Linked DNA regions of Homo sapiens: all the other regions are linked to region 1. A link is a loop called in an ENCODE intact Hi-C map of the cell type or tissue named here. Cell type or tissue: Caco-2. All regions are shown on one strand. Links, peaks and the distances in the headings refer to the core of each region. The heading gives the core; the rest is flanking DNA.

The links. Hi-C counts contacts between places; a loop is a spot of excess contacts. Peaks named below come from ENCODE experiments on the same cell type or tissue, not always from the same donor. Only the 100,000 strongest peaks of a DNase experiment are listed, where the experiment ranks them.
Region 2: a loop joins it to region 1, with 5 times the contacts of the local background. A loop is called at or near these places in 9 of 110 quality-filtered maps.
Region 3: a loop joins it to region 1, with 5 times the contacts of the local background. A loop is called at or near these places in 14 of 110 quality-filtered maps.

What each region holds. Positions count from the first base shown.
Region 1 is chr4:128,570,742-128,578,988 of GRCh38, forward strand. No RefSeq gene overlaps it. Among named protein-coding and RNA genes, the nearest start is that of LINC03140, 4.3 kb to the left of the region's middle. In Caco-2, for the core only: a CTCF peak has its summit at 4,066 (motif pointing right); DNase peaks (open chromatin) are centred at 3,190, 3,410 and 4,100.
Region 2 is chr4:128,631,116-128,639,362 of GRCh38, forward strand. No RefSeq gene overlaps it. Among named protein-coding and RNA genes, the nearest start is that of LINC03140, 65 kb to the left of the region's middle. In Caco-2, for the core only: no CTCF peak of the experiment used is centred there; a DNase peak (open chromatin) is centred at 4,246; H3K4me3 peaks cover 158 bases.
Region 3 is chr4:128,648,750-128,656,996 of GRCh38, forward strand. No RefSeq gene overlaps it. Among named protein-coding and RNA genes, the nearest start is that of LINC03140, 82 kb to the left of the region's middle. RefSeq lists an enhancer at 3,813-4,312. In Caco-2, for the core only: no CTCF peak of the experiment used is centred there; a DNase peak (open chromatin) is centred at 4,932.

The sequences.
Region 1 (8,247 bases), core at 2,129-6,128:
GTTGGTGTCCTCACTTCCAGTCACCGCCCCCTTTCCAATGGAATCCGACACTGAAGCATAAGTTGAATGTGGCATTTCCCTTCAGCGGGCTCCCACTGTCTGTAAAATAGAGTCCATACTCTATCATCTGGTGTTAATAGCCCTCTAGATTTGGTCTCAAAGTAATTTTCTGATTTTAGTTCAGTGATTTTTTAAATTCATATACCATGTTCTCTAACTAAACTGAACTACTTGAACCTTTTTTTATTACCCCATGTTTTCTGACCTCCATGCCCTTAATTATGCTCTTTCCTCAATCTGAAATGTCTGCACTTACATCTCCTCTCTACATTTTAAATTCTGTCCATCAAGAGCAAGCTCAAATGTCATCTTCTCAGATTAATTACCAATTCCTTCCTCTCTGCTGCCAGCCCACAAAATTTAATAATCTATTTTTTTGGAACCCCCAAATCATCTTGTCTGTGCTTCTCTTGTGGTACTTCTTACTTTTTACCCTATGTTATAGTATTTTGCTGTATTTCTTCTCCCCAGTTAGACCATAAGCTCCTTGCAGGTACATCTGACTGATTCATCTTTGTTTCCCAGAGGCCTGGCATGGTAACTTGCACATAATTGGTGTTTAAGAAAATTTTATGAAACAAATAAACAGTGGTCAGGCACGGTACCTCATGTCTGTAATCTCAGCACTTTGGGAGGCTAAGGCAGGCAGATCATTTGAGTCCATGAGTTCGAGACCAGCCTGGGCAACATGGAGAAACTCTGTCTTTACACAAAATACAACAATTAGCCAGGCATGGTGGCGCATGCCTGTAGTCCCTGGTGCTTGGGAAGTTGAGGCAGGAGGATCATTTGAGCCCAGGCTGCAGAGGTTGCAGTGAGCCCAGATCGCACCATTGTACACCAGCCTGAGCGACAGAGTGAGACCCTATCTCAAAAGGAAAAAAGAAATAAACAGTGTGCTTTTATATAAAAGCCCAGGATTGTGGTTAAAAACTAATTAAATTAAATTAAATTAAGTATTTCTTATCTTAAACCCTAGATCCTTAGTTTTTCAGGGATATACAGGAAAAAAAAATGACCACAAGGATGCTTCTATTTGTAAGTTGAAAGGTCAGGAGATATTAATAGTTTGAATGCTGTGGCTTTCTGCCTGGGGCCATCAAACAGAACATGCTGTGCATTTTGCTGACCTTGGACAGTTGGCTAAGATGCAGTACTGAATGATCTAACTTCTTAAGAAGTGACTAATCTACAAGACTTCTGAATCATTGTTCCTTCCTGAAAATGGAGGAAAAGTTTGATAAAGAAAAATTCCAGTCTGAGAGGATTGTTACAGTTTTTTTACAACATTGTAAAGCCTAACAAACAACATAGCAAAAAAAAAAGTATATTCTATTTAAATTTATATTATTTATAGTCATTCTATATTAATCACTTCTAAGATAAATGAAATCTTCATGGAAACAGCAGGCAAAAACATTGGCTGATTATTTCTCTCGTATGAAATGCTAAACTATGAAATTCAAATATATTTGGAAAATTCAATCATATATTTATTTCTTAATAACAACTAATGAACTTATAGAGAAACTCATGTAAAAATTCAATAGCATTTGAAAGGTAAATAAACAGCACTAATGAGCTTTATTATAATACTTTCCCACTTATGATGTATGTTTGTGACTAACATCTGTTGGATAGTATTTGAGATTAGGAAAACTTATTTTATTAAAAAACAGGAAAATTTTACTTAATAAGTTAACATGGATGGGAAATCTATTTGTAAGAAGTTCCATTTGTGAAAAGGTATAAATATGTGGTCACACATAGTTATATTTTGTTGATAGAAATAGATTTTATTAGATCAATAGAATCAGGCAACAATGACGTGGTCAGCAAGACATTCTGAGAAGTAGCCATGATGAAGAGAAAGAAGTCATCAAGTTTTTCATCCTTACAACCACAAAAGAGAGAAGAATGGGGTTCAGTTGGGACAACAACAGAGGTCATATAGAAATGGCTGGGTTGGGGATCAAAGGACACGGTCAGCCTATGAACTCAGGAATTCCTTGGGTAGATCTCTATCTGTGGTTTGTCCTGAGGGCACCATCATGGCCAATATAAGTAAACCAGGTGTTTGTGGATCCATGTTGTCTCACCCGTCCTGTGTGTAAGTATCACTCACTGGCATGGAATACAGGAGGGCTATTCTTTACAGGGCTTTCGTGGGTTGGTTTCCAATGGGAATCACTGTGATAGTCACTACCCAGTGGTTCTCCTTGCTCCTTATTTCTGCTAAAAGGGGATGTGTTCTCTCAGAGAAGTCAGCAACTGACTAAACCAAGTGACCACAGTCTGGGGTAGGCTCACAAAGGCCCAGTTCTGATGAATGCCCCCATAAATAAAAGGGTTACACTTTTTGCTGGCATAATTCCAAGAACTTGTGCTTTATGGCTTCCTCTTAAACTAGTCAAAAGAAGCTGTTCCATGCTTTAATACCTATGTACTAAGCTGGTTTCCCAGCCACTGTTTTGCTTTTGTTTTTTCCCAGAAAACTCGGAGGCCCCAGAGTATATGTAACAGATTCAGTGCATCCTTGGAAGACCTTTTCTACCTTCCCGATTGTGACTTTTTTTCATAGCTTCTCTGCAGTGCTTACCATACAACCAAATTAGTTCACTGAATTGAGTATGCTCTGTGTGAGATGTGAGCAAAACAAAAGCTGCTGGGAACACAGTAAGTACAAAATAAGATGTGAAATCCTTCCACCCTTACAAACAAACAAGACCCAAAACTAGGATCTTGGGTTTGATATTTTGTGGCTCTTTTAAAATTCCAAAATATTCCTTTTGCGTTAAATAGGGACAGTGTAATGCTCAAAATTGGGTTAAAGATCAAGGATTCCAAGTAAATCCAAAATAAAGATGATTGAAAAGAGCTAAAGAATTGTTGGGCTGCAGCAGCCAGGCAATTTTGGTGAATTTCCAGGAATTCCAACTTTTTGGTTGGGTTTGTTTTGTTAATAATATACCCCTTATAGCAGAAAAACTTAGGTCCAAAAGCACAACTCACAAACAAGACCTTCAGTGTAATGTTTTTATTCTTCCCAGAGGAGCAAGATTGCTGAGAGCCTATCCACTTGGCCACTTAAAAACTAGTCACCATGCAGAAAGTGCATTCTTAGAATGCCTCATGGAGTGACTCTTCTGTCTATGAGGTGTTTTTATCTTGTATGGACTTTAGTTTGGGATGCAAGTAGTCAGGAATGTCTAAGTCTACATTCTCCACAGAGTCCATCTGGTCCCCTAGAGAACAGTGAGAATTAAATATTAAACCATGGTAATAACGCTAATCTCAATGACGAATATCTGCAGTTTAATGTTTAATCCTTACTGTGCTCTAGGGCGTTTGACTCCAAATACCTGTCTGATAATGGTTAAGTGGGCAACCCCACAGTTACCTGCTCCTTTAGTTGTAATACCTTCCAATTTTATAGCTCTTAGAGTAACACTTTCATTGTAATAATCTCATGTAATCCCCATAACAACCCTGTGTGTTATGTATTATTATCATATTTCACAAATGAGGTCTATGAGATTAGGTGACTTTCCTAAATCTTACAGCTAAGTAAGTGTCAGAACTGATACTGGAACGATAACATACAACTCCAAGTCCCAGCACTTGCTACAGCCACAGTTACCTTCCAGGTAATTATTAATACTTTCAAGATACATTCTCAAAGGAACACTTTAAGAAAAGTTTTATCTATCATCACAAATTAAAGGGACTTTGGTACCTAAGACAGGTCAACCATTGTTTGGTGCTGAACGCCCTAGAATTTAATGTCGTATGATCTACCAGATTGTAAAGGAAACTGAAAAGATGGAGGAGGAGCGGTATAATTAAGGAAAAACCAAGCAGTAGATTTTTACTGCTCAGTTTTATTTTTAAAAAGCTAAATATTTAAGGTTATTTAAAGTCATTTTGAAGCTGATACCATGGTTTCAATACAATGTTTAAATGAGGCCTTTTAGGGCTATGCAAGTTGTTGGAACTATGGACCCTTTTCCACCAGCAGGGGGCAGTAGGCATTTCCCCATCGGTGTCCTCCTGTTGTATTAAGAGCCCCATGCCTGGCTCCCCACCACCACCCTGGGTGAGGAGTCTGAGGATAGCAGAATAGAGTGTGCTGACTTGGTTTAATTCCTGAAAGTCTCGAGCTCTAACACTCTCTAGTAGAATGCATCAAGGTATTGGGTTTCTCTACAAATTTTATATAAATTCCAGGAATTGGGAAGAAAAAATTCAAGGGTGTGCAATGAACTTTCGTTATTCAAGATCAGAATAAGCTGCTAAAATATTTTTGTTAATTGTTGGAAGTCCAATTTGTACTTATCTTTAATGGACAAGGAATGCCAGAGCCTGCCAGGGACATTGATGGTAATAGTCAGCTCACTTTCTATCTTTCATTTTTTTTTGAGACTGAGTGTCACTCTTGTTGCCCAGGCTGGAGTGCAATGGTGCGATCTCGGCTCACCACAACCTCTGCCTCCTGGGTTCAAGCGATTCTCCTGCCTCAGCCTCCTGAGTAGCTGGGATTACAGGCATGCGCCACCACCCCTGACTAATTTTGTATTTCTAGTAGAGTCAGAGTTTCTCCATGTTGGTCAGGTTGGTCTCGAACTCCCAGCCTCAGGTGATCTGTCCGCCTCGGCCTCCCAAAGTGCTGAGATTACAGGCTTGAGCTACAGAACGCGGCCTAGTCTGCTCACTTTCTAGAGAGAATCCTTTTCCCTCTACTCTACGAAAAGGGCTGAATAAAGAATATCACAAATTTATATCATCCTGGGCAGTTGAGTTGCAAGTCAGTTATGTCCAGGCCAGCAAAATGGCCGAATGCCTGGATAGTATGATTATTATGAATAGTGGTAAAGCCTGAGGAATGTAAGAAACAGAGATACCCCTAAAAGAGAAGCAAGGTGCACACAAAGTCCCCATAGAACCTGTGAGAATGACCTCTAGGGAATCTTGACCTTTCCTCTTCATCTCCAGTGCCCAACCCTTTCCATTTTCTCTCTCCCTAGACACAATCAGGCTGTAAAACGAAATCTGTCAGAAAGCACTGATGTATTTTAAGCTTGTAGAGGAATTTCAAGGAGAAAGAGACTCATACCTCAGGGCCCCTGGGTCTCAGGCTATGAGCTGATCCTGAAGCCAGAACCTGGTAACCCACCTAGGTAAAACAAACCTTGTTACCTTCCTAGGTTCGGTAATTGGGTCTACAAAATAAACTGATAGGCCGGGCGCGGTGGCTCACGCCTGTAATCCCAGCACTTTGGAAGGCGGAGGCGGGCGGATCACGAGGTCAGGAGATGGAGACCACCCTGTCTAACACGGTGAAATCCCATCTCTACTAAAAATACAAAAAATCAGCCGGGCGTGGTGGGGGGCCCCTGTAGTCCCAGCTACTCAGGAGGCTGAGGCAGGAGAATGTTGTGAACCCCGGGAGGCGGAGCTTGCAGTGAGCCGAGATCGCGCCACTGCACTCCAGCCTGGGTGACAGAGCGAGACTCTGTCTCAAAAAAAAAATAAAAATAAATAAATAAACTGATAACAGGGATATTAACGACACAAAAAACAAAATTTTCACTGTAATTTTTAATATTTTAAAATATGATCTAAAGTTTTAAGTAATAAATTATTTTTAACGTATTTTGTAATATTACATGCACAGAGACATCACAGGAAAAATGTGAATACACAAGTGGGGATGTTTGAGAGCTTATATACACTGTCATAAGAGGAGAAGTGGAGAGAGGTTGTAGACCACTTAGGGAAGAGTCAATGAATTTTAGGAAAGATTAATGGACCCTTAGAAGAAGAGATGAGAGATATAACAGTTTGTGACAAAGTGTGTCTGGGTGTGGTGTCAACCTCTGGTCTCCTCTCTTGTGATTAAGAATCAATCTTTCCTGGTTGATGAAACTCCTGGGGAAGGAATTTATGACAATTGAGTTCCTCTTGGAGGATCTGTCTTTAGGCAGGTAATAAGAGCTTAGAGAAAGCTTCTTGCATTTGCTGTTTTTCAAGTGCCTTAAGCTCAAAATAATCAACATACCAAAGTGGCATATTTTGGGGTGCCATGTCCTGAACTCCTTCAACCTAATTCAAAAAGAAGTCTCAGCTACTGCCACAGTGGGATTTTAAATTGAAATGTGAACGTGCCTGAAGATATGTCCCTGTGTTAGTCAGCATGGGCTGCCATAACAAAATACCACAGACTGCATGGCTTAAACAGCAGAAATGTATTTCTCACAGTGCTGGAGGCTAGGAAGTTCAACATCAAGGTGCTAGAAAGATAGGTTTCATTCTCAGGCCTCTTCTTTTGGCTTGTAGGTGGCAACCTTCTTGCTTTGTGCTCACATGTCCTTTTTGTGCAAGGAGAGAGCAAGATTTCTGGCGTCTCTTTTCATAAGGATGCTAATCCTGTCATATCAGAGCCCCACCCTTGTCACGTCACATAGCCTTTGTTACCTCCTTACAGATCTTATTTTCAAATCACCTTAAGGCAAGGGTGCCCAATCTTTTGGCTTCCCTGTGCCACATTGGAAGAATTGTCTTGGCCCACTCAAAAGATATACTAACACTAACAATAGCTGATGAGCTAAAACTTAAAAAATCACCAAAGAAAATATCATACTTTTTTTTGTTTGCTTTTTTTTTTTTTTGAGACAGGGTCTTGCTCTGTAGCCCAGGCTGTAGTGCAGTGTCGCCATCTTGGCTCACTGCAATCTCGGCCTTCCAGGTTCAAGCAATTCTCCTGCCTCAGCCACCCAAGTAGCTGGGATTATAGGCATGTGCAGCAACACCCGGCTAATTTTTGTGTTTTTAGTAGAGACAGGGTTTCACCATGTTGGCCTGGCTGGTCTTGAACCCCTGACCTCAAGTGATCCACCCACCTCAGCCTCCCACAGTGTTAGGATTACAAGCATGAGACACCATGCCGACCTCATAGTGTTTTACAAATTTGTGTTGGGCCCCATTCAAAGCCATCCTGGGCCGCATGCAGCCTACGGGCCGTGGGTTGGACAAGCTTGCCTTAAGGGTTAAGGTTCAACATACGAATTTGGAAGGTGGAGGCATGGGGGAACACAACTCAGTCCTTAGTAGCATAGAAGTCCCCTTTCCCCATTCTTTGGGGTCAATATGCCCTAATCTCAGATGTGACCAGACCTTTTAGCAGACTTATCTAAAAGCATGAGAAAAATAAAAAGTAGTGCTTCCTCATCTGAAAGGTTACAGGCCCTCTCAAGTGAATGCTGATGAGGAGGATGTGTGGCCTTGGACTTCTGGACTCTATAAAAGGCCAGAATTATTACAGAGTGGCAGTTTAAAAATGCATCTTAAAGAACAGCAAATGTGTTCCATTTGGGGGGTAATTTTAATATTTGGATAGGCATTAGTACTATGTATTGGGTGTAATTTCAAACAAAAATAGTTTCATCAATGTGCCACATTTGACATTTAATATTATTCTGTCTCTGGGAACTGGATTCTCAGTTTTACAGATCCCTCTGCAAAGTCCATGCCCCCTAGCTACCCACAGCGTGACACTAGCTCTCTACTGTCTAGCTATGTCAGCATCACAGTGAGAATGCCCTAGCATCCAAACCATTATGGGTAAAGGAGATTTTGGAAATCAGCTAGCCACAGCAAGGGAAGCAATTGAAGTCATTAACTTGTTTTCTTCCAGCACAGAAAAGGGCATTTTCTTTGTCCTCAATTGACCAAAAAAATGCTTTTAAACACTCAAGGGGAAGTAGTTTGCAAATGGCGAGCATGTTAATGGTAGTTATCAATTTGACTCCCATTTCCCAGGCTGGAGAAGCCTGTGTGTGCAGTCCCTCAACACTGCCTTCTGAAGGCGCACCTCCTGCAGAGGTGTTGACGGGAAAGACGAGGAAGAGGGGATAATGTGACCTGCTTTCACCAGGAAGCTTCAGATCATTTCCCTTTGTCTCTGTGCCCCTTTGGGAGATTTTGATCCAATTTGCTGTGGTGAGAAGAAGCTCTCAACATTACAAGGGGGAAAAAAACCCAAAACTTTCATTTTCCTCCTAAGAAATGAAATTTTATTTCTGGATGACAAGGGCTTTGGAAGGCCATGGTGTGGTAAATGAGTGATCCTTTCATAGCTGTTGAACATCAGTAGACCACACATCCAAAGTATAGAGGCAGCTCTTAAAA
Region 2 (8,247 bases), core at 2,156-6,155, 60 kb after region 1:
CCTGCATGTATTTATGTGTGTGTGCGTGGGCACGAAGGTTTGGAGGAAAGTGGACACTGGACTGATACAGTACTATTTTTTTGGAAGTGTTACAAACATCTTCTCGCTTACATTAAAATTGTTGCTATACCCTGAATTACAATAACCCTCTTGTTGAAACATCACTCATTTTTACTTGCAATAATCACACTTAGAAATTACACGTATTTCTCAGCCAAACAACGTAATTTCCTGCTTTAACTGAGCATCTTAGCCTTGCACCCAGTGACAAACCTCTCTACCTATTTCACATCCACCTCACAGAGTGGAAGGAAGGGAATGAAAATCTTATTATTTATGGATATAGAAATTGAGAACAATACAAAGGGGCCAATGAATCAGAGGTGCCATTCTGCCTTACAGTGGGGTCTTCTTTGCCAGGACCTCAGGCACGATTCTTGTGATCTCTGTCTTCTACTCATTTGCTGTATTCCCATTCTTCTTTTTTTCTTAGAAAACTGGTTTTTAAGAAAACATTAAAAGGCCGGTGCAGTGGCTCACGCCTGTAATCCCAGCACTTTGGGAGGCCAAGGTGTGTGGATCACCTGAGTTCAGGAGTTCAAGACCAGTCTGGCCAACATGGAGAAACCCCATCTCTACTAAAAAAAAAAAAAAAAAAAAAAAAAAAAAAAAAAAAAAAAATTAGCCAGGCGTGGTGGCAGGCGCCTGTAATCCCAGTTACTCAGGAGGCTGAGGCAGGAGAATTGCTTGAACCCGGGAGGCAGAGGTTGCAGTGAGCCTAGATCACACCATTGCACTCCAGCCTGGGCAACAGACTGAGACTCCATCTCAAAAACAACAACAACAACAAAACATTAAATAGTATACAAATGCCATGCATTTAAGTGGAACACAGTGCCAACACATTACCAATTATTCCAAGCACATACATGAAACATACATATAGAAAGTATTGTTTCCAAATTGGAATGTGCATTCTACAAGGAAATATTTAAATCAAAATGAAATAGCGGGGCTTCATCCTTCTTTGGACAGTACTTTAAAGCAGAGCAAGGAACCATAGCTCTTTTTCCTCACTGTATCAAATGAGGATGCATTTCCCAATTTGTTTATTCTCCCCCTCAAAGAGTGCTGGATCTAAGTTGTGCCCAATTAAGGTCTGTGCTTACAAGTACATGCCTGTAGCGTCAATGTTATTTGAAAATTCTTTATGTAAACTTATTCAGCATTTATCCAAACATAATATTAATCTTTAAGGCTTTTAGATTTAGCCCTATAAAGTACTATTATCATTGTATGTTTACCCATCTTCAGTTTCCCATAACAAAATATTCAAATTTGTCTGTAAATATGTAGAGGGTAGAAAAGGTGAATTCTTCTTGTAGAAAGAGCATTAACCGGAGCATTGCACTTCTTGTTGGGAATTAGTGCAGCAATTTTTCTGTAGATAAAAGAACCTCTTATCTTATGAAGAGCTGCATTAATTACAGCCTGAAATTCTGTTTCACGCATCCTCTTTCAGAGCCAAGGAGAGAGCAGAGAAAATGTGTGCTGTTGGAAATTTGTACTTCCATTTTCTTTTTCTTCTTGGAAAATAGCTTTTCTGAAAGGTAAATAGTACACAAATGCCATGAGTTTAGGTGGAACACAGTGCCAAAGCAATACTAATTGTTCCAACAACAGCAGCAGCTATAACTTTAAAACCAAAAAACAAATTCCAGTGTTATGAGTAACTTTGCTGATCATAATAAAAGAAGATGAAATTTAATGTCAATAGCAGTGTGAGTGTAGGAGGTAATTCTATTTCATTTTCTTTTCAAACAAAACAGAAATAGAACATGGTTATACAAGCGAATAAAAAAACCCAGGTAGTAAATGGTAGAGAGATATCTTCAATCTATATTGAAGCCAAAAGCTTTGGTTTTAGAGCTATAAAAAGCAGTTTTCACTTTCTAGAATCTATATTAAGAGCTATAGTTCTTATTTGTTCCCATTATCTTTATTGGGTGTTGGTGTCCAACAAAATAAATGGATATATAGGAGGAAAGTGAGAATAATCTATTGAGAAGACATTCACTATGACAGAAATACTATTGTACATGCAAAATTTACCAACACTTACTTCCTGTTTTCTTCGCACCTCTTCATGAACTTTGTTCTCTTTCTTATTCACCATAACCTTGCCCAAGCTTTGTTCAATGATTGCTTTCAAAGTTTGCATGCATGCAAGCCTGCTATATAGTGGTACTGCCTATCTCCTCAGGGTTGGGGAAAAGATTCTTTCCTTATTTATTTATGTGCCTATAAAGAAAGTCAGGATATTTTTTTTTTTTTTGAGACAGAGTCTTGCCCTGTCCCCCAGGCTGGTGCGATCTCGGCTCACTGCAACCTCTGCCTCCTGGGTTCAAGCGATTCTCCTGCCTCAGCCTCCCGAGAAGCTGGGACTACAGGCATGCGCCACCATGGCCAGCTAATTTTTGTATTTTTGATAGAGACAGGGTTTCACAATGTTGGCCAGGATGGTCTCGATATCTTGACCTCGTGATCTACCCGCCTCGGCCTCCCAAAGTTCTGGGATTACAGGTGTGAGCCACCGGCCAGGATATTCTTATACATTGTTTCTATAGATCACATTCTCCAGACCACATCAAGGAAAAGCATCGGGTCAAGTGGAATACCTAGAAGATGTTAAGGAATTAAAAATAGTTGCAGGCAAGCCTAATTCTACCAGGGAATTAACAATTACTATTCTGTAAAAATTCTGAGATAATTAAGCATGTTGAATTTGTTAAAATAACTGAAACCAATATGGAATTGAGTTTCTTCAAAGTAAAGCCAATTGTCCTTTGATGCTCAGAATGAGTTCACATTTACAAATGGTGTTGCCTGGTATAGTAGAAAGAACCCAACAAACCTAGGTTTGAATTTCCTATCTGTCACTGATTGGCTGGTGACCTTGGCCCAGTACCCTCCCGAGATTCAGTACTTCTCCACAATGGGAAAAATGATACTTACCTTGCAGGGCTATCAATAAGGATACAGCTGTTGTATAAAGTGTCTAGAAGAGGGCCTTTCACAGGCTCAAAAATAAGTTGCTTTTGTTGTTGTTGTCACTAATCACCTTGGCACACTACTTTTCCATCAAATGCCTCTAATACTATGATGAATAGGAAGACCCTTTTGAACTACAAATAACACATAAAATAATAAAAATGCCTTAAATTCAGAGACCACTTTTGATTCAAAGTACTCAAAACACTTTTCTGTTTCTTGTCTGGTGAGCTCTGTTAAGGGAAAGGAATAATATTTCAGAGAACATGAGAACGTACCCATGCAGGTACAGGAATTTGACAGGACATCACTGTCTGGCAACAGTTGGCTGTGCCACTTTCACCAGCCAGTTCAGGCTGAGTGAAGGCACAAAACAAAATGGCACTATGAGGAAAGTGGACAAAAGGAAACAGGGGGCAAACCCTTCACGATTTAGGCCACCAGAGATGTCTCAAATAATCTTGTCCAGGCTGGGCACGGTGGCTAACACCTGTAATCCCAGCACTTTGGGAGGCTGAGGCAGATGGATCACCTGAGGTCAGGAGTTTGAGACCAGCCTGGCCAACGTGGTGAAACCCCATCTCTACTAAAAATACAAAAATTAGCTCGGTGTGGTGGCGGGCACCTGTAATCCCGGCTACTCAGGAGGCTGAGGCAGGAGAATCGCTTGAACCCGGGAGGCAGAGGTTGTAGTGAGTTGAGATCACACCACTGCACTCCAGTCTGGGCAACAAGAGCGAAACTCCGTCTCAAAAATAAAATAATAAAATAAAATAAAATCTTGTCCGGTATACCAAAGGCAAATCAATTCACATCACCTAAAAAATTACTTACAGAAATTTGGAAAAATGAGCAATTTAGACAAAAGCAAAGAATTGAGGCAAAGATCTGGGCTCCTCTGACAAAAATCATTTTAAAAAATTTTGTCCAGAATTAGCCCAGTCATTGCTTCCATTCTCAGCTTTTCACAAGCTGTAGAAATAGAGCCAAACTTAGTTCCTTCAGGTTTCTTGTTGGCTGCAAAATGATATGAGGCCTTTCATCTCCTCCCTGATGTTGCAATCCTTTCTCTTTGCGACTGCCTCATCCACCACCTGCCTCACGCCAACACTTTGCCTACTATTTTCTCCTCTGTCCCTCCTTCCCGTGTGGCCATTTGGCCCGCTGGCCGGGCAGCAGGCGGGCTGTCACGTGACCGAATCCCAGCGGCTTTGCAGCACCCACGTCCGAGTTTTCCATGACGCACCTGCTGCCGTCACGTTGGCTCCCATGTAAATAAATGGTCAAATCTTTTCCAAAAGTGGTTTTGACAAAGAACGGCTTAAACCGCCAAAGATGTTGACAAATGGGCTGTTATCTAGGAGAGTGAGTAAAGCAACCCATTTGAACGACAAGAACAGATAAGGCCCAACTCTTTGTCTCCTTTCCTCTTTTACATTGATATTCCCGGGGAGACAAAGGGGAAGAAGAAAAGGAAAGAAAGGCAGATCTTTAGCACTGGCTGTCCCAGAGTTGATTAGGATGCTGATCTGTGTGGCAGGCTTCTAGGTTCTCACCCAACTTCTTGGCTGCTATTCAAAGGATTTAACAGTGCTCTTTGTAAATAGTGGTGTACAAAGCCCAACTAAAAATAGTACATTTCCAGGGTCTGAATCGGGTGAGTGGAATGAGTGGCAATGGCTGTATTGTACAAGACAGATTACAAGCAAGTTACTTGATGGTACTTTATATGCAGGGTTATTCACATGCTTCATCTGGTTTGGTTAAATAATGCAAACACATTTACCAACGTACATGATCGTTTTGTTTATTTATGCTCTGGAGAGCTTGTGTGTGTTTATGACAGACAAATGTACATGTTCTATTTTCTGACAATCAAACAAAGCTCTCCCTGATGAGGTAAATAGCTGAGTTAAATAGTGGAGTGAGGGCTCCTGAGAATCGCTGATGTGACACCATGGTGGTTGTTAATGACAGGTTTCCTGCTGCGCTTGCTGCCCTGAAGGATTTTTGCTGAAGGTGGGAATCAACAAGAGGCTCTGACAACTAGTGAGACTGCTAGTTCTGGCTGAAATCTCTCTGTGAACCATGAGTGTGAAAGCTTCTTCCTCACTAGGAGTTTTTCAGGATGAGAGCAACTGCATGTGTGCTTCCTTCCCCTCACCCCTGAGGCTGAGCTGTGTTGGGTGGGGAGGTGAGGTTCTCATCCTTAGGCCAGAACAGATGTTGCCTGTGCAGGCTGTGGAAACAAGGAGTCACCAGGACCTCTCAAATAAGATTCAGACTCAGGGAGAAGCCTAAAGAAATGAAGTAAGACCATTATTTTCCCAGACGAAGATACTAGGAAAGTGTTTTGCAGTCTTTTGAAAGCCAAAGCTACCCCCTCCTAATGTTTTCAACCGTAAGCAGTGGTTATTCCTGTATATTTTGAGGTGAGAGATTGTCTCATACCAAAATATAATATATTTTCTATGTAAGTAATTGTCTCTCAGGCAGTTTGGAGACTCTCTTATTTAATACAGTGTGGAAACCCTTGGGTGAAGCCCTTGGTCATTCTGGCAGGTCGATTTCCTCTTCGAAGATGGGGACTGAGAACAGGGACCGCTCTGGAAGGAGCTGGGCCAGGAAAAACATTATAGAGGATTCAAGAAACCCAGCCTGTGAATTTGGCAAACATTTATCCTACCCAAATTTCATGGGTTTAAATGGATGCATCTTGGGTGAATTGGGTCTGACAGCCTAGACTCTGTACACGTTGGCACTTGTCACTCTTCTGCATATGCTGCATGACTTTGGGAAAGTCACAGAAACTCTTTGACCCCCCAGTTTCCTCATCTGTAAAACAGGGAGAATAATGCCTACCTCATTAAGCAGATTGTTGTGAGGACTCAATTAGGCAATGTAAGTAAGGCGCTTGTCACATGGTCAAATAGATCCATTATAATGACAATGAGAGGCTATTAGACAGCATTCCTGGGCATAGCCTCTCACCTGCTTAATGACATCCTAGTGTCTCTCAAAATTGGTATCATCTCACATGTTGAACACTATGCAAATGTCTGATTCCTTTTGAGTATTGCCACCATCATCATTCTTATTATCTCTGAATGTTGAAGAATGAACACTCCAAAAAGCATTTAATGACAATTCCCATGACCTGTCATTCCCTTCTTTATCAACAAGGATGTCATAATTAGGGTTAATTTCTCTTTGAAGCTGTCTCAGAAGATAACATAAGCCATTATTTTGACCATTCTGGAATTTCCTGGCTTTTATTTCTTATGCTAAGGAATTAGAATTTTTCTTCACTAAGGTAGATTTTTGCTTACATCCCTAAAGAGCCAGGAGAGGAACAAATTTCACCTCTTGTTTGAAACTGAATTTTCGAGCCAATGAAAGACTATAACTGAATAGGCTTCTCTTTGGACACATCCTCAGGCATGAGTAAAATGAGTTCTGAAAGACCTGATGTAGTTTGGATATGTGAAGAGCCAAATGGCTTTTTCAAAGCCATGGTCATGGCACAAAACCCCACCATGTTTGTAAAGACAGCAAGGGCATGTGAGAGACGAGGTAGCCCTATGAATGGAAAAATCAAACCACGCAACACAAATGTAGATGGTAACCCTGCTTGAATCATTTGCAAGATTTGCTTTCAGTACCTGTGCTACAGCATTCTAATCTTATTCTACAAAGAAGGATCACTGTGACTACTACTGCTACTACTTTTAGTGGTTATCATCCAAAGTTAACTAAGTTCCTATAAAGAAAATCTTCTTGGCCAAATATATGAAAATATTGGAATTGACACGTTTACAAAATTTTCTCATCACTATACTTAAAAATCATATTGGAAAGGCAAAGGATTTTGAAAATTGTCCAGGTTTCACTTTCACTGGCCAAATTAAATGAATTCCTTTACTTTTCCTTCAGAAGGGCACAATCTTGCCTCTACAGAGCTTCCATTCCCAGAGGGAGAAAATGTACACACACAACAACTAAAAGAATGACACTTTCTCTTCCAGTTCATTAGAGACTTGCTTGTTTTGCTTTTTTGTTTCACTGTAAGCCTATCTGCTAATGTTTCAATCGTGTTCTAGACGTCAAGAAGGATTAAAAACTAGCCCTGTGCTCGTGGATCTTGTTGGGGAGAGGAATAACTTTCATCTAAAAACTACTCAAGACAGTACGCATAAGTGCCAATTAAATTTAATCAGCCACTAAAATAATGGCAGAGATCACCAAGGCTAGGGAAAATCAACATCAGGGTAGGATGGATGGCAAAGAAATGCTATTTGGTAAAGGTATGTGAAAGCGGCTGTTATGGGCTGAATTGTGTCTCCCCAAAATTCACATGTTAAAGTCCCAACTCACCCCCAGTACTTCAGAAAGTGACTATATTTGTAAACAGGATGTTTAAGGAGATAATTAAGTTACAATGGGCTTATTAGAATAGGTTCTAACCCATTGTGACCGATGTGCTCATGAGAACAGGAGATTTGGACGGATGCAGCTACAGAGAGAAGAGCAGGTGAAGACTCAGGGAGAAAGCAGCCATCTCCAAGCAAAGCAGAGAAGCTTCAGAAGAAACCAACCCTGCTGACACCTTGGTCTCTAACTTCTAGCCTCCAGAATGTGGAGAAAATATTTCTCTGTTGATGAAGCCACCCAGTCTACGGTACTTTGTTATGGCAGTCCTAGCAAACGGCAGTCTTGAGATTTGTTTAGGTAGAAAAAAGGGGTGAAGTGTGTACTATGCTTCTTCCTCTTCTGTTATTAAATATCTAACTCTTATTTGCATTTTCTTTTCCTTGTTTATGTCCTTGGCCCTACTGTTAGGTATAGAGGCTTGGGAGGTGATGAGGAGAAGGGAGTTGAGAAGGGAATTCAGGAAGGTAGAAGTGGGAGCAGAGAAAAGAAAGAGATGCCATCCTAGTGTTTTACTGGAGATCAGATTTGGAAGAAGCAACAAAAAGCAGCAATTATGAAAGCAGTGAGCAGTTTTGAAACTCAGGCATGGTATTAAGAATAAGGAACTACAGAGAATTTAACAAGATTATCGAAAATCTCAAATTTATCTGTACTCTATAAGGAAGACTTTATTGTTCACTTGTGGCCTTTTGATAAGTTCAACCTTTATCTTCTGAAGATAAATTCCAATATTATCATTATAGTTATGACTTATTTGATATTTAT
Region 3 (8,247 bases), core at 2,892-6,891, 79 kb after region 1:
GGGTGGTTCTCTTGAGGTCAGGAGTTTGAGACCAGCCTGGCCAACTAAACGGGATTTAGTAGAAACCCCGTTTCTACTAAAAATACAAAAAATTAGCCAGGCATGGTGGTGTGCGCCTGTAGTCCCAGCTACTCAGAGGCTGAGGCAGCAGAATCGCTTGAACCTGGGAGGTGGAGGTTTTGGTGAACCGAGATCGTGCCACTGCACTCCAGCCTGAGCAACAGAGTGAGACTCCATCTCAAAAAAAAAAAAAAAAAAAAAAAAAAGGAATCCTAACGATAAAGTAGGCACATGCTTTACTTTACCTTGATTCTCACAGCACATCTGTGAGGGATTTTTTATCTCTATTTTACAGATGAAGGAACTGGTATTAAGTAAGTTGTCTTATGTTTCATAAATTTTAGGGAATGGCATTTGAACCTGAGTTTTTTCATCTCAAAACCCTGGACTTTTTCCATTGAGCCCTTATCCCTTTGGAGTTTCTCTGACAGCTGGGTGGATCTTCCCCCATGACTTCACAGAGCCACTGAAGTTGTATACTCACTGAGGTGACAAAGGCTCCAGGTACCACCACCACCCCCTGACTACTGATCCCCCTGGCAAGATGCCAGTTTCTGTCTGTTATGCCTGCTGCTTCACTTTGGGAACACAGACTGTACCTTTTTTCTGAGGCTGGAAGGCTCCACAAGGGAGCAGAGACTTCCCTAAAAGGAACAAAATCAAGTCCAAAAGAATGTACGTCCTTTAGATGTGTTTGCCAACCTCTGCCAGTCAGCAGGGTCCCATGGTACCCAGGCTTGTTACACTGCAAAATCCTCCCCCACCCCTGCCACATAACACTCAGAATACACTTGCCACTGGAAAATATGACCAGGATGGGTTGGTCTGTTCTTTCCAGAAACTAGTGTCCCTTATCTTTCCACTGAAAGTAGGCTCCCAGCTCTGTCATTCAGATTCTCCTGGAGAGGTAAGGATACTGCTGGTGTGGGACCTGTGTCCTGTGTCAGACCAGGGAAGTGCTCCCAGGCTCCCTGACTTGTCCAGGGACTTTGGTCCTTTGGTATTTACATAAGAATCTACTACATGTTAAAGATAAAAACGTATTCCCCCAGGTCTTCCTAGTGCCTTGGGTGATCATTAAAAGACTCATTTTGTGCTTAACATAGAAACATAGATTCTCTTTCCATGGATCTTGGGAGGCTGAGTTTTTGGTGTTGAGATTCCCTGCCCTCTGAGTCAGACCCAGCATAGTTCCACAGAGATGGTAGTTGATTTTTTTTCTTTCCTGTGTGATGATTAAGATGGCCATCTGATGATTGCTGTAACCACAGTAGCCTGACCAAGGTTTATAAAAAGGGAGTAATAATTACAATTTGGGGGCCTTTCTCAACTCCCATCTTCATCTTCAATTTCTTCTACCACCTAACAAACTTTGAAGCTAAGTAGTTACCAGTTCAAGAATTTGGATGAGTTGTTCATGTTCCCACTGATACTGGTTTCCTAAGTATTTGCAAGGAAAGGTAAGGGAAACTGAGACTAACATTAGGTTAATCTCACTTCAATACCTGGCACAGACTAGCCCCTGAATAATCATTTTAAAATAATGAATTACAAAACAGATGATAAAACATTTAATAAAAAAAATCTATGATATGTTATGATACTCAATGTGAGGGGAGAGCAAAAGAAAAGCTCTACTTTACAGAAGAGTAACAGCTAATAAAGAAGCAGGGATGATAGAATTAGAAGAACCACTATCTTGCAATTCCCAGTGTAATATTTTGTTCAGGGAAGGATCATCAGTAAATGGGAAAGCCATTAGGTGAAAAATTGATGGGAACCAAGTTATTCATAATTCTTAAAACATCAACTGTCAGATCACTTGTTAATTGCCAAGGGGAAAAGATACCTTTATTTTATTTTATTTTATTTTATTTTATTTTATTTTATTTTATTTTATTTTATTTTTGAGATGGGGGTCTCACTCTGTTGCCCAGGCTGGAGTGCAGTGGTGTGATCACGGCTTACAGCAGCCTCGACTTCCCCAGGCTCAGGTGATCCTCCCACCTCAGTTTTGGCATTTTCTGTAGAGGTGGGATTGGCCATGTTGCCTAGGCTGGTCTCAAACTCCTGGGCCCAAGCGATCTGCTGCCTTGGCCTCCCATAGTGCTAGGATTATAGGCGTCTACCACCACGCCTGGCCCCACGTTTACAATAGAGAATTACAGGAAATAACATTTTAACCTAGCTGTTACCCAAAATACCACCAATAATGAGACAAAGTGACATGACATGCCCCTGTTATGGTGCGATGTGAAGTACACAAAAATATCACATATTAATATTCTGCCAAAAATATGTGAACTAAATATAATTATGAGGAAAAAACCATACAGTCATAAAATTAAAAATCTTAGGCTTTCTACAAAATAAATGACCTGGGCTTTTCAAAAATAAAAATAAATAAATGTCATGAGGCCAGGCGCGGTGGCTTACGCCTGTAATCCCAGCACTTTGGGAGGCTGAGGCAGGCGGATCACGACATCAGGAGATCCAGACCATCCTGGCTAACACGGTGAAACCCCATCTCTACTAAAAATACAAAAAATTAGCCTGGCATGGTGGTGGGCGCCTGTAGTCCCAGCTACTCGGGAGGCTGAGTAGCTAATGGACCCTAAATGGACTCTAAAATAAAGATATTTTAGAGTCAATTGGGGAAATTTAAACACAGAGTATACATTAGATGATATTAATCAATGTTCAATTTCTCAGATGCAGTAGTGGTTTTGAGGTTACCCAGGAAATTTTCCTTGTTCTTAGAAGATACATTTTTAAGTATTTAATGATGAAGTGTCATGATGTCTGAAATTTATTTTCAAATAGTTCAGCAATAAAATTATACATAGAATATATATATAATGTATATGTGTGTCTAGGCACATGGGTAGAGAGAGTGAGACAGAAAGCAACTGAGGCAATATGTTAACAATTGTTGAATTTAAGTGAAGAATATATACGTATTGTACTATTCTTCCAACTTTTCTGAGGGCTTAAAGTTTTTCAAAATAAAAAATTTGTAGGAGAAAAAAGAATAAAGGATGAAAGAAATGAGGAACAAACTAAACTTCACCTTCTGAATGAATTCAAAAGCCCAAGTAGGTCTTTTCCTGAAATAGGTGAGAAAAATTGGAAAGATAAGCAGAATAAAAAGGCAATAGAATCATAGAATGTCATAAGTTAAAGGGTCTTTAAAGTCCAGTGTGTGGACTAGTTCTGAGAACCGTTTTACAAGAAAAAGCTTTTGGTAAAATAAATAAGGGAAATGCATACTCTGCCTCCCTCTTGGAGCATCGTGGTGAATATTATTAGCACACTAAATTTCTGAATAAAGAAATATGTTTAATTTTGTTTAATGTCACAATTCCTAAACTTATTTGACCATGGAATGCCTTTTTAAAAATATTACTCCTTGAATACACATGTCCATACATACATACCTACAGAGTGGAATAATCGACACTGGAAACTCCAAAAGGTGGGAGGGCAGGAGGGGGGTGAGGGTTGAAAATGTACCTATTGGGTACTACATTCACTATTTGGGTGACAGTTACACTAAAAGCTCAGACTCCGACAGTATGCTATGTGCGCATGTAAGAAATCTGCATTGTACCCTCCAAATATAACAGAGCAAGACTCCGTTTGGAGTCTGGAGTGCAGTGGCGCGATCTCAGCTCACTGCAACCTCCGCCTCCCGGGTTCATGAGATTCTCCTGCCTCAGTCTCCCGAGTAGCTGGGACTACAGGCACCCACTACCACGCCTGGCTAATTTTTGTATTTTTAGTTGAGACGGGGTGGGGTTTTGCCATGTTGGCCAGGTTGGTCTCGAGCTCCTGACCTCAGGAGATCCACCCACTTTGGCCTCCCAAAGTGCTTGGATTAGAGGCATGAGCCACCGTGCCCAGCCAAAAATAATTTTTAAAAAATTACTCCCATTAATTTCCTCAGAAATAATGTTCCTCACAATACACCTAAAGAAACCTTGATCTAGCCCAACATCCTTATTCTGGCAGGTGAAGAAATGGAGGCTCAGACCAGTTGATTTTTTCAAGGTCACAGAGAAAGAGCTCTTGTTGCCCAGGCTGGAATGCAGTGGAGCGACCTCGGCTTACCGCAACCCTTGCCTCCCGGGTTCAAGTGATTCTCCTGCCTCAGCTTCCCGAGTAGCTGGAATTACAGGCATGCACCACCATACCCAGCTAGTTTTTTGTATTTTTAGTAGAGATGGGGTTTCACTACTAAACCCCATCAGGGTTGGTCAGGCTGGTCTCAATCTCCTGATCTCGTGATCCACCCGCCTCGGCCTCCCAAAGTGCTGGGATTACAGGCGTGAGCCACCGCGCCTGGCCCCTGAAAATGTTTCTTATAAAGATCATGCGACTTGAAATATTTAACATCATTTTAACCAACAAAAGCCCCATATTTTCTCCCATTTACAGACGTTCTACATATAGGATCTGTTTTGCAAACATGACGCTGTTGTTTATAACCATGGAGACATATGTTGTTTGCGCTTAATATTGTACTGTATGTGAGAAAATGAAATGCCTTCTATATGTGATGCTAATTCAAATTTTATCTTGTTATATGGACTAAATATTACATGGAATTGTGATAGAATCGCCCTGTCTTAAGTACACTGTTTATTCTAAGAGTTGTGATAGGCTAAGGGGGGAAAAACCCCAAGTTTTATTGCTTTACAAGCCAACCACGTTAAGAGCATACATCTGCTTTAAAACTATACAATTTCTTTTCTAGTGCCCAAGTAGATTTGCTCTGGGCTCAAGCAGTTATTAAACCCCGGCGCTGTCTCTGATAGCTGCAGTTTGCATTCCAAGCATGAGCACAGTGCTGGGGCAGGACAGGCTCGGCTCAGTCAACAGATGTCAACTCCCCTTGTAAACGCAGCTGCTCTGTCTCACAACTGGCAAAGAGAACTGAAGGAGTTCCCTTCCCTTTATGGCTTTTATCTCTCTGGCTAATAGGGGATGATGCTTAAAGGAGGTAATTCTTGAGCAATAAATCCAGACTGCAAATAAAACAAGGGAAGAGGGAGGAAAATCACAATGTAAGAAGTTTCCTTTGTTTACTACGCTTAATTGGGATTCCACACATGAATGAAGAAGAGAAGACGGTCTCTCCCAGGGTGACTGGGAAAGGGAAAAAAAGGTGGGTTCCTCTGTCTGTGTGCTTTTTAATGTGCAAATTAGTCAGAGCCTTTTCCAACCCAGGAAAGCTTACAGTTCTGAGTACAGGGTCAGTGTCTTAGTAGTGCTCAGTAAATATTAATTGAAGGGGATGATGGCTTTAAGGGGTGAGCTTCATTCCATTCTCTCAGGACAGCCCTCCAGCCAAGTACCTAAAGGTCACTCTGCCTCTTGCCTCAAGCATTATCTCAATGACCCCTTTAGTTAATGAGAAAGCTCTCAGTTCTCTTGTTTGCCTTCCAACTCATCTTCAGTTCTTGCCAATTTATTCCGCCTTCTGCACTTAGAGGCCGCTGAGAACAAAGCAGGGATGAATGGCAACAACAGCTGCTGCAGCCCCACTTCTTGGGCACAGTCCTTCACCATGGAGCTCTCCAAACTACCCTCCTTGAGCTGGCATTGAAGAGGAGGGGCTTGAAGGAATAGGCTGGAGAACTGGGTAGGGGCTGCAGCAAGGAACATAGATTGTGTTTTTGTTTCCAGCAACTCACTCCCCATTCTGACAGATTACACAGACTTGTGTGACTGGTGAAGGGTATCCAGGTTCTTGGCATTTTGAACAAAGAATTGGACAAAAATGCACAAACAAAGCAACAAAAGAGAAGCACAGATTTATTGAAATGAAAGTACACTCCACAGAGTGGGAGCAGGCTCGAGCAAGCAGCTCAAGAGCTCTGGTTACAGAATTTTCTGGGATTTAAATACCCTCTAGAGGTTTTTCATTGGTTATTTGGTGTACATCCTGTGTAAATGAAGTAGTGGCCCACGATCAGCCCAATTGGTTAAGGAAAACAATCAATCAGAGGCTGAAGTTAAGTTACAAAGTTGCAACCTATGCAAACGTCTGATTGGTTGTGGAAAGTGACCAATCAGAGGCTGAAATGAAGTTATAGAGTTATACTCCTATGCAAACGAAGACTTGGCCCAAGATCAGTCTGATTGGTTGTGAGGGGGGACCAATCAGAGGTACTTTCAATTTTTCATCTACCATGTGGAAAAGCGGGGAAGGGGGTTGCAAAGGCAGTAGCCTCTCATCCTTTTGTTACTTGGGTGTGGAAAGTCAGGCTTTTCCTTTTGATTTAGTTCTAGGAAGTCAGGGTAAATCAGCCTTAGGTTCCCTGCCTCCAGACCCTATTCTCCTTCTCTTGGAGTACCTCCTATGGGAGAGTCTACAATTTCTGCACCTTTGATGTCAGGCTTGGGCACGTGAGTGACTAGGCCTTGTGGGTGACCTTGACTATGCCTCATCTGTGCCAAATCTTTAAGAGTGATTGTATTCCACCAGCTCTCTTGCTGTTTTCTCTCTGTCATAGGAATGGCATACCCCAAAATGGACTGCTCTTTCAGCCTGGATCTGGAATGAAGAAGACATAAAGCCAGTTTTGATGCACCTGTCTTCTTTATTCCAGATCCAGGATAAGTATTTGTAGTTGTAACTGAGATTTTGGGGTTGCTTGTTACAGTAGCAGAGCTGACTAATGCATACCCTGCAAGTGCAGTGGGAAAAAGAAGTTTGTGACCTGAGTATCCCACCAATACTTGTCTTTACCCATCAGGCTGCCAAACTGTGATGAATAATAAGAGCTCCTGCAGCTCTTGTACCTGCTGTTTGACACTGCCTCAACAGTCTCCTTGACTAAATAAAGCGAGTATATTGTATAATATGGCATTCCAACTGCCAACACAGCAAGCAAGGGGCTTCTAGAAAGGGAATCCCCTCTAAGGTTGGAGAAATCTTAGCTTTCTCCAAGATTCTCATGTAAAACATTGTATCATTCACTTCTCTGAGCAGAAATCCAGATAAACCTAGTGCCTTCTCCAACCTTGGAGGTACTAAGCTGCCTTCTAAGAGGAGCAAAGGGACCTGTGGTAGAGTGTCATGATGATATGGGTAACTTTGACTCATTTATACTTTGCTTTTTATCTATGGTCTTCCTCCAAAGCATATGCTTAGTGTAAATTGTAACTAAATACTGATTTAGACTAATGTCCGAGTGGAAAATAACTATCTAAAAATAAAATATTCATGAATTTGAGTTCAATTATAGCTTTATGTTGTTGTTATTAGGGACTATCCTTTGTTGGTTTAAGTCAGCTCTGTGCCTTTATGAAGATGGTTATATGAAAATATTGAATTACACAGCTTCCTTTAGGAACTCTTTGACTGTAAAATTTTCACACACTTGTGAAATTTAAGCAGATTACATTATACCAATAGATTTTTGATAGCTATCTTAAAATAATGAGTTCAAACCAAGAGACGATTATAACTGACAACAGAAATGTAACTGTGAACTTTAAAAATATGCTAATGCTTGTCCCTATATAGAAATATTAGCTTAAGTTCTTTCTGTGACATATGTGTGTTTATAATCTATTTTTGTAATAGGGTAAAAAAATCAACTCCAAAAATATCACTCTCCCCTTTGACATTTATCAGTGATAGCAATAATGCCAGCGAGCATTAGTACACTGAAGAAGTACAGAGATGCCTCCTAAGGCATATCTTTAGGTTTTATCTTTAAATGATCTCCTTATCCCTGACTTAATTTGAATGATGTTTTAGATCAAATTCATATATAATGAATGGTGACTATGTTGATCTGGTCCTGCTCGTTTTTACAGGTTTAGGGTCTTACAGAATACATAAAGCTCATAAGGGGGACTTAAAATGATTTGGGGAGACAGACAGACAGATAGATATATGGATAGATGGATAGGTGTATGAAAAACCAGATGAAAGAATGGATAGATGGGTTGCTTCTCTACTCCAAAAATAAAATAAGAAAAGAAAAATATTACGTAGTCATTTCTGTACTGATACTAATTTAATCTATTTCAGAAAGAAGGTCATATTTTCTTTCAATTTAAATAATGCAAATGCAAATAAATATAAATTAAATTGTGATAACGATTGTTATCATGGCAAAAAATTAAAATGCCTATCTCGAGGCATCTTTTGCCTTTAAGTGCTACTTTTCT